Linked DNA regions of Homo sapiens: regions 1 and 3 are each linked to region 2. Evidence: chromatin contacts called from ENCODE Hi-C or POLR2A ChIA-PET data. All regions are on one chromosome and are shown on one strand. Each heading gives the region's core, a stretch centred on a gene start or an enhancer-like site at or near the end of the contact. The rest is flanking DNA. Distances are from core to core; before and after follow the strand shown.

Region 1 (2,990 bases), core at 374-2,873, 340 kb after region 2:
ACTTTGCTGAATGTTTTTCTGACCCCCTCCCCCACCTCCTTCAGCCACAGACCAATACTCTGCTTGGCTTTCTGTCCCGTCCTGCAGCTGTGTGGTATCAGAGAGCAGAACCTTGCAAAAGATAAAGGCAGTAGAGAAGTGGCAAGTGGAAGGAGACACTCTTGTGTGAGCCATTTTACCTGCTATTTTTCGTATGTGTCCTCACTGGATCCTCACACCTGTGAGTTAGGGTGGATTATACCCATTTGGATGATAATGAAAGAGGCCGTGGATCAGAGAGAAAAGGTCCTTATCCTAGACCAGCCAGCGAGTAAGGAGGAGATTCAAGATGCATCGGAGAAAAGAGGTCAGAGTGGCTCAAAAACCCTGAGATAAAATGGGAGGGGTACGAAGAGCCAGGAGAAGGGGGTGTGACCAGTCAGGAAGCACACGGGGACTGCTGAGGGGCAGGGCTGGAGAGGACAGCAAGAACAGAGTCCAGGCAGGAGAGGACAGCTGGGAGGAGGGGAGGAAGGCAAGGGAAACACCTGCATGGGGCACGGGGGCAGGTGGTGGGGGCCAGAGGGAGAGGCGAGGGTCAGGTGACAGGTGAGGGTGAAGGTGATGAGGCAGGGATCCGAGTGACAGTGGAGGGGTTGATGTGACAGTGGAAGGGTCAGAGTGACAGGGAAGGGACCAGGGTGATGGGGGAGAGGTCAGGATGACAGGGAAGGGTCAGGGGGACAGTGGAGAGGTCAATGTGACAGAGAAGGGGTCAGGTGACAGAGTAGGAGTCAGAGTGATGGGGAAGGGTGAGGGTGACAGGGTGGGGGTCAGGGTGAGAGAAGAGGTAAAAGAGAGACAGTGGAGGAGTCAAAGGGAAAACGGAGGGGTCAGGGTGATGGGGAAAGGTCAGGGTGATGGGGAGGGGTCAGGGTGATGGGGAGGGGTCAAGATGATGGGGAGGGGTCAGGGTGTGGGGAGGGGTCAGGATGATGGGGAGGGGTCAGGGTGTGGGGAGGGGTCAGGGTGATGGGGAGGGGTCAGGGTGTGGGGAGGGGTCAGGGTGTGGGGAGGGGTCAAGATGATGGGGAGGGGTCAGGGTGATGGGGAGGGGTCAGGGTGTGGGGAGGGGTCAGGGTGTGGGGAGGGGTCAGGGTGATGGGGAGGGGTCAGGGTGATGGGGAGGGGTCAGGGTGATGGGGAGGGGTCAAGATGATGGGGAGGGGTCAGGGTGATGGGGAGGGGTCAGGGTGTGGGGAGGGGTCAGGGTGATGGGGAGGGGTCAGGGTTACAAGCATTACAGGTAAGGGGTGAGGGTGATGGGGGGGTGTCAGTGTGACGGGGAGGGGTCAGGGTTACAGGCAAGGGGTCAGGGTGACGGGAGAGGGCTTAGAGTGGCAGGGAACTGGTTAGAGTGAGGGGGAGGGGTGTCCCCGACAGAGGAGGGTGCAGAGTGACAGACGCCTCGTCAGATTTGCAAGCTGACAAAAGACACTTCAGCACCATGTGGAAGAAGAAGGGACAAAAATGGGTTAGCTTGACATAAGAAGGGTCAGGGTGACAGGAGAGATGTCAGACTGACGGAGGAACCATAACAATCTGATGGGGCATCGCACTGACTCCCCAGGGAGCACCTGAACTCCACCAACCAACGGGAGCATTCGCTCCCGCGCAGAAGGGACAGCCAATCAGAGTGCGCAGCCTTGCATGACGTCACTGGCTGCCGGGCAGACTCCCCTTCAGTCCGCCGCCCAAAGGCCCAGTTCTCCGTCACCTCGTGGTCTGGCGCCTCAGTGGCAGCGCATGTCCTGCCGCTGACCAGTGGCTGGGGAACTCCTGCTAAGGAGGCAGCCCTGAGAGGGGATAGGGGAGAGAATGGACGGGGAGACAACTGAAGAGACAGAGATGGGGGGACAGAGATAGACAGAGACAGAGAGAGGGAGACAAGGAGACACAGAGACAGACGTAGAGAGACAGAAAAAGAGAGACAGAGATAGAGAGACAGAGACAGACAGACAAAGGCAAAGATGGGGAGAGAGACAGAGATGGAGAGACAGAGACAGAGACAAAGGCAGAGATAGGGAGACAGAGATAGAGAGACAGAGAGACAAAGGCAGAGATGGGGAGATAGAGATGGAGAGACAGAGAGACAATGGCAGAGATGAGGAGACAGAGATAGAGAGACAAGGAGAGAGCTAGGGAGACAAGGAGACACAGAGACAGAGATGGAGAGACAGAGACAAAGAGACAAAGACAGATGGGGGAGAGAGGGAGGTGGGGAAACAGGGAGGGATGGGAAGAGAAAGATAGGGAGAGTGAGAGAGGCGAAGAGCGACAGACAGAGATGGGGCCTAGAAGGGGGAGAGACAAGGACTGAGAGATGAGAGGGGAAATGAGAGGGCGATGGGAAGCATGGGAAGCAGGAAGAGCCCAGAGAGGAAGGAGGGAGGGCAGCTCTGACTCAGAGAGGGCCTGCGCAGCCCCAGGAGGGAACCCCAGAAGTGGGGAGTGCAACTGAGAGGGAGCAATGACGTCTCAGACTGAGAGATGAGGGGGCACGAGGGAGCCCTCGGGCATCAGTGGCGGGTGACAAAGACAGTACCAGAGAAAGCCAAAGCCATACCGAGGGGCGGATGGACAGCAGAGCCCTAGGAGGAGACAGCCCAAGAGGTGCCCTGACCTAGGGTGGATCTGCTGGGCTCCGCGCCCCTGCTGTCCCTACCTCCTCTAGGTTATATGCAAAAGTGCATCTTTGGAGAGGGTTGAAATCTCCCAGTTTCCAAGTCCTTAGATAGTGGCATCTTTTTTTTTTTTTCCCCGAGACAGAATCGCACCCTGTCACCCAGGCTGGAGTGCAGTGGCGCGATCTTGGCTCACTGCAACCTCTGCCTCCCAGGTTCAAGCGATTCTCCTGTCCCATGCTCCCGAGTAGCTGGAATAACAGGCGTGCGCCACCACACCCAGCAAATTTTTGTAGTTTTAGTAGCGACGGGGTTTCACCTTGTTGG
Region 2 (3,123 bases), core at 165-2,664:
ACTATGGCAAACTAACTTCATAGTTCTTGACGCTCATTAGGAAAATGGACAAAGGACATAAAATTGCAAAAGAAGTACAAATAAATTCTAAATACATGGAAAGATGTCATCAACAGTCATCAAAAAAATACAAATGACAACAGTGAGAAACCTTGTTTCACCATACAGATTGGCAAAGAACTGAGAATACTTATTGTTGATTAGGTTTGCAAATGTGTATCAAATGCTCGAAAATTGTACCCACCATTTAACACAACCCAGAATTTCATCTATAGGAGATCACTGGATGAGTGCACAGAGGTGGGTTTATGAGGCTGTGCCTAATTTTGGAAACTGGAGACAGTCCAATGATGAACTGCCTTTGCAAAAACTATAAGTGAGAAAATTAGGACAGTGAAAGAGATCTGATCTAAACAACCGCTACCTTGCCTTTAACTTCCAAACTGCCTTTGGTCATTCCTGGGCTTAGGCCAAGCTAACTTTGGGAGACAGTTTATAGTTTAAATGGTAATAGTCCATCCCCAAAACTAAACCACCTTTGTAAAGCTAATGAAGTACCACCAGGATAGGAGGATGAGAGGAGCATGAATTCTGCTAAGGTGCAGACATAAATGATTACCAGTCATTATTCCAGAGGTCAAAATATTTGCAGCTTCCCCAATTACTCCTGCAGATTACATCACTACTGTAGAACCTGATTGGCCTTTTGAGACTAAGGGTTTTTGCATTTCTGGTGATGCCACCCAGACCTGCCAACCAGTCCTGTGGCTCCACCCAGAAGCAGACTATTTTCCAGGCCCCTATGAATGATTACATCCTTGACCAATCAGCAGCACCCATTCCCAGGCCTGACAAACTATCCTTGAAAAACCCTGGCCTCCAAATGTTAGGGGAGGCTAATTTGTTGTTTTCATTTTGTTTTTTTATGAGATGGAGTCTCACTCTGTCACCCAGGCTGGAGTACATTGGCATGATCTCAGCTCACTGCAACCTCCACCCCCTGGGTTCAAGTGATTCTCCTCCCTCAGCCTCCTAAGTAGCTGGGATTACAGGCACCAACCACCATACTCAGCTAGTTTTTCTATTTGTAGTAGAGACGGGGTTTCATCATGTTGGCCAGGCTGGTCTTGAACTCCTAACCTCAGGTGATCCACCCGCCTCGGCCTCCCAAAGTGCTGGGATTATAGGCGTGAGCTGCCATGCCCACCTCTGATTTGAGTAATAATAAAACTCTGGTCTCCTGCTCAGCCAGTGGCTCGGCATAAATTAAACTCTTTCTCTATTGCCGCTTTCCTATCTTGATAAATTGGCTGTATCTGGGCAGCAGGCAGAAAGAACCAGCTAGGCGGTTACAGTGGCCAACAATGGGTACAGCTTAGTTCTGCTTTGGAACATACATAGAATGGAACCCCATTTGACCTCTAAGAAGGAGGAAGTAGCTGTCTATACCAGTCATTCTCAAACTTTATTTAGCATGACCCAAAATCACCTACAGCAGTGGTGTTGGGCAAATCTTTGTGTAGAGGCTTTGCAGGCCAGACAGTCTCTGTGGTAACTATTCAAATCTGTCCAGATAGCATGAAAGCAACTGCAGACAACAGATGCTATGGAAATGAATGCGCATGCTGACTCCAGTTTTGTTAGAGACAGGGTCTCACTCTGTTGCCCAGGCTGGAGAGCAATGACACGATTGTGGCTCACTGCAGTCTCAAACTCCTAGGCTCAAAGGTCATCTTGTCTCAGCCTGCCAAGTAGCTGGAATCAGGCATATGCCACCACATCCTAGCTAATTTTTTTTTCATTTTTTGTAGAGATAAGTTCTTGCTAAGTTGCCCAGGCTGGTCTCAAATTCTTGGCCCCAAGCAATTCTGCCTCGGCCCTGCAAAGTGTTGGGGTTACAGGCATGAGCCACTACATCTGGCCTAGATTCCCTTTAGCTTATTTGTAAAAGGGAAATAGCACGCAGGGTTTGACCCTCAGGCTCAGTGTTTGCCAAGCCCAGACTCAGAGGGCTGGTTCAAATTCAGATCTCTTAATTTTTAAGTAGATCTGGGATGGGGCTTGAGAATTTGCATTTCTAACAAGGTCCTGGGCCATGCTAATGCTATTGGTTTTGAGACAACATTCTGAGACTCACTGTTCTTTGCATTGACTTGGAAAATGTCCGTGATATATTAGGTTTGCAAAGCAGATGAATAGGGAATGATGAATTCATTGAACCTTACACCAGCAACATCTATACTCTCAGAGTCCTGGGAGAATTTCAGATTGTAAATCCTTACTTATTCAAAGATCTTACTGAGGTGGGAGGATTACTTGAGGCCAGGAGTTCATGACCAGTCTAGGAAACATAGTGAGACCCCCCATCTCTACAAAAAAAGAAAATCTTAAAAAAAAGCTGGTTAACAAACATAATGTGCAGTAATTTTTAAAATAAATTTTATATTTAATGATTTTTTTGTAGAAAGAGATGGGGTCTCACTATGTTGGCCAGGTTGGTCTTGAACTCTTGGCCTCAAGCAATCCTCCAGGCCTCTGCCTTCCATAGTGCTAGGATTACAGGTGTGAGCCACCATGGCTGGCCTCATGCAGTAATTTTTTTTTTTTTTTTTTTTGAGATGGAGTCTCGCTCTGTTGCCCAGACTGGAGTGCAGTGCCATGATCTTGGCTCACTGCAAGCTCCGCCTCCCAGGTTCACGCCATTCTCCTGCCTCAGCCTCCTGAGTACCTGGGACTACAGGCGCCCACCACCACGCCCGACTAATTTTTTTGTATTTTTAGTAGAGTTGGGGTTTCACCATGTTAGCCAGGATGGTCTCGATCTCCTGACCTTGTGATCTACCTGCCTCGGCCTCCCAAAGAGCTGGGATTACAGGCATAAGGCACCACGCCCAGCCTGCAGTAATATTTTTGTACCCAATTTTAGTCACTCCTTGGAGCATGACACCCTCACTCACACCTTTGCCCTCACCCCTCATGACTCAGTCTTTGAAAGGCACAAGAACGAGAAGTGGGGAAAACACTTTCCGGAAAATACACCCCTCCCCCTGCGAAGAGCCCCAAGGGGTAAGGAGAAGAGAAGAGAAGAGGGGAAGGGAGAAATTGGGGAAGCATCAGAGGTAA
Region 3 (3,115 bases), core at 136-2,635, 440 kb before region 2:
CAGGGCACACATCCCCTTGGTAGAGTTTCCCTCTCCACCAACAGGCGCCCCACCCCAGGACAGAGGAGCTTTGAGCCAGTGAGACTTCCCTCTGGGATGAAAAACGTGGGACAGGAAAGTCTGGGGCCTCTCAGTGGAGACATGTGACAGCAGGGGGCTTGGGCCTCACCCCCAGACTACAGGGAAAGATAGCCTCTCCCCCCACATCCCCACCTCCACCCCCTCAAGGAGGAACGCGGCCGTGTCCCTGTGCCCAGGGACTCCAGCCTGCAGCAGGAGGGACTCCAGGTAGACTGCAAGCAGTGCTTCCCACCTTGTGTCCAGCATCGCTGAGCACCTTGGCGGCCACCAGCCCGGCCACACCAGCGCCAACCACAATCACCCTCTGGGGCTTCAGGGTCCGATTGAGCCCCCAGGTCACCACCTTGAGCAGCTGCTCATAGTCAGGATCCTGCATGCATTTCTCGAAGGGGTCTTGGCTGCGTTCAGCCTTCCAGTCCTGGGAGGCCACCAGGCTGAGGAGGATGGGGACGAGGACGAGGAGGTGCAGGGCTGGGAGGAGGAGGACAGGGTCAACGGGGTTGTGGCAGGTCGGGGGAGAGGGGTTCTACTCACTTGTTCCAGAGCCCCTCCCCTGCTTACTCACCCAATGGGGCCATGACTCTCGGTGGGAGATGGTGTCTGGGGTGGAGGAGAAGGGAGGGCTGTTGTGACTGAGGCCTGTGACCACTGTAGCCTGACTCTGTCTCCCATGGGCTGCCCAGCTGCTAGAGCCGGCCCTCCCCCAGTCACTGTCCTGCTCTCTGGACCTGTGTCCCCTAACCCCATTCCTTCAGAGTCCCCTGGACCGTCCCTGCCTCCCTCCTCACCGGTCTCCACCTCTGCCACAGCTCTCTCGGGTTCCTGTCTCTTTCTCTTCTTTTCCCTCTTTCTTTCCTTTCTTTCTTTTTTTTTTAACAGTCTTTCTCTGCCATCCAGGCTGGAGTGCAGTGGTAAGATCTTGGCTCACTGCAACCTCCGCCTCCCAGGTTCAAGAATCCTCCCACTTCAGCCTCCCAAGTAACTGGGATTACAGACACCCATAACCAAACCTGGCTAATTTTTGTATTTTTAGTAGAGACGGGGTTTCGCCATGTTGGCCAGGCTGGTCTCGAACTCCTGACCTTAGGTGATCCACCCACCTCGGCCTCCCAAAGTGCTGGGATTCCAGGCATGAGCCCCCGCGCCCGGCCTCTTTTCCCTCTTCCTCATCTCCCCAGCTCCTGACTGCTTCTCAGTCCCTATTTCTGTGGGTCCTGTCTCTCTGTCCCCCCACCACTGGCCGTGTCACTACCTCCAGCTCTTGGTGACAGCAGGACAGCGCGGTCCTCTCCACTGCCCTCCACTGTCTCTGCTGTGGCCCTTTCTCTCCCCTTAAACTGGCAGAGCCCCGCCCACCCCTCCTTTTGGGAAACTGGCCGAGGGAAATGAAACTGGTTTCCTGGAGCTGCTCTGGTCCAATGCTCAGAGTCTAGTTGAGGTTGGAGAAAGGGGGTTGGAGGAAGTTAATCAGTCTATTCACTTCCTTTTGCCCCAGATAGTTCTGGGGTGGTTTGGAGGCCAGAAATAGATGCTCAGGTAACCGTGCCAACAACGGGGAATCCCCTTCGGTTTGCCCCCGTCCCTGATCACCAGGCCACTTGTTTCTATCCTCCCCTGCACTCTCTCTGCCTCCTTGATTCCCACGGGGACAGAGGGGCTACAGGTCCCTGGGCCAGGCCAACTTTCCCCTCCAAGTCCCTCTCCGTCAGGTGTCGCCATGTCCTGCAGGGCCCCCCATGGTTCCACTTCCCTCTCCACTTGCCACCCAGAGCCTCAGTCTCCCCCTCCGTTACATGGGTGTAGCAGTGGGGCTGGCAGCCGTGGTCCCGGGGTCAGGACGTGGGCTCTGAGCCCGCCCTCCCCTCTGTGGCTCTCGTCTACAGCTGTCAAATGACGTCTACAGACGTCACAGTGTTTTAGGATCAAGTGAGTGAATCCAGGTTAAGTTCTGTGGCCGGAACCTGGGGTAGTACTGGAAGCTGCTCCTTTGGAAATGCCAGCTGCTGTGGCCGCAGGGGCACTCAGGGGTTCTATGAGTGACCACCCGGCAGAGGGAAGCGCCCAGGCTTCACCCATCCCTGCTTTAAGAACCACCTCAGTGCTCAGGGCAGGGAGTGGGGCGGCACCTTGGAGTGGGTGGGGGTGGAGAAACAATAGCAGGGACTTTCCTTGGGGTGGGGGAGAGGGAGCCAGGGGCTCCGTGAGGAGGAAAACCAGAGGGAGGCAGATTCTCTGCAGCAAGGGTTGGGTGGGGGTTGGAGGGCATTAACAAGAAGGAAGATGGGAAACTCCCGCAGTAAATCAAAGAGGGATGCGGTTATGGCCGGGAGGGGCTGGGGGGTGAATGTGAGTAACAAGGCATGTGACGCAGGGGCGGGAGGCCGTGGCAAAGGGAAATGATCAAAGAGCTGGAGAGTTCAGGGACCGAAAGAGCTTGGGTCAGCAAAAATAGTGACGAGGGCCAGGGGTGGCTCACGCCTATAATCCCAGCACTTTGGGAGGTCGAGGCAGGCGGATCACCTGATGTCAGGAGTTCAAGACCAGCCTGGCCAACATGGCAAAACCTCGTCTCTACTAAAAATATAAAAATTAGCCGGGCATGGTGGCATACGCCTGTAGTCCCAACTACTCAGGAGGCTGGGACAGGAGAATTGCTTGAACCCAAGAGGTGGAGGTTGCAGTGAGCTGAGATCGTGCCACTGCACTCTAGCCTGGGTGACAGAGCCAGACTCCATCTCAAAAAATAAAAAATAAAAATAAAAAATAGTAATGAGGGCCGGGTGCGGAGGCTCACTGCTGTAATCCTAGCACTTTGGGAGGCCGAGGTGGGAGGATTGCTTGAGCCCAGGGGCTCGAGACCAGCCTGGCCAAGATGGCGAAACCCTTTCTCTAAAAAAGAAAAAAATAGTGACAAAAATGTTCCCATGGCGATCACCTGCCTTGGAGGCCGCCTGGTGCTCAGGGCTTTGCACCCATCGTAAGCCTCACAATGCCTGCATTTGAGGCCAGGCACAGTGGCTTACGCCTGTAATCC

Evidence for each region. Hi-C counts contacts between places; a loop is a spot of excess contacts on that map. ChIA-PET counts read pairs that join two places held with the same protein, here RNA polymerase II (POLR2A). Pooled maps may share reads with other maps.
Region 1: a loop to region 2 is called in a pooled map, with 3 times the contacts of the local background. The contact joins two enhancer-like sites. A Hi-C loop is called at or near these places in 1 of 37 single-sample maps with no recorded cell type and 7 of 50 pooled maps. POLR2A ChIA-PET finds 5 or more read pairs at or near these places in 3 of 52 experiments (A549, B cell and activated T-cell).
Region 3: a loop to region 2 is called in a map with no recorded cell type, with 5 times the contacts of the local background. The contact joins the promoter of IL4I1 here to the enhancer-like site in region 2. A Hi-C loop is called at or near these places in 4 of 37 single-sample maps with no recorded cell type and 4 of 50 pooled maps. POLR2A ChIA-PET finds 5 or more read pairs at or near these places in 2 of 52 experiments (GM12878 and activated B cell).

What each region holds. Positions count from the first base shown.
Region 1 is chr19:50,677,873-50,680,862 of GRCh38, forward strand. All of the region lies in intron 21 of SHANK1 (SH3 and multiple ankyrin repeat domains 1), which reads right to left. Among named protein-coding and RNA genes, the nearest start is that of C19orf81, 30 kb to the left of the region's middle. Within about 2 kb of position 1,624, at least 4 of the 41 ENCODE cell types and tissues checked have a DNase peak (open chromatin) inside an H3K27ac peak, as active enhancers do; they include B cell, where a contact is called at or near this core.
Region 2 is chr19:50,339,802-50,342,924 of GRCh38, forward strand. All of the region lies in intron 2 of LOC105372437 (a long non-coding RNA gene), which reads left to right. It also overlaps the pseudogene NAPSB. Among named protein-coding and RNA genes, the nearest start is that of KCNC3, 12 kb to the left of the region's middle. RefSeq lists an enhancer at 2,768-3,007. Within about 2 kb of position 1,415, at least 3 of the 41 ENCODE cell types and tissues checked have a DNase peak (open chromatin) inside an H3K27ac peak, as active enhancers do; they include B cell, where a contact is called at or near this core.
Region 3 is chr19:49,895,502-49,898,616 of GRCh38, forward strand. IL4I1 (interleukin 4 induced 1) reads right to left here and starts at 1,386. Exons shown (of 8, transcript NM_152899.2): 1 at 1,334-1,386; 2 at 647-681; 3 at 314-552. The coding sequence starts at 659. RefSeq lists an enhancer at 2,316-2,495.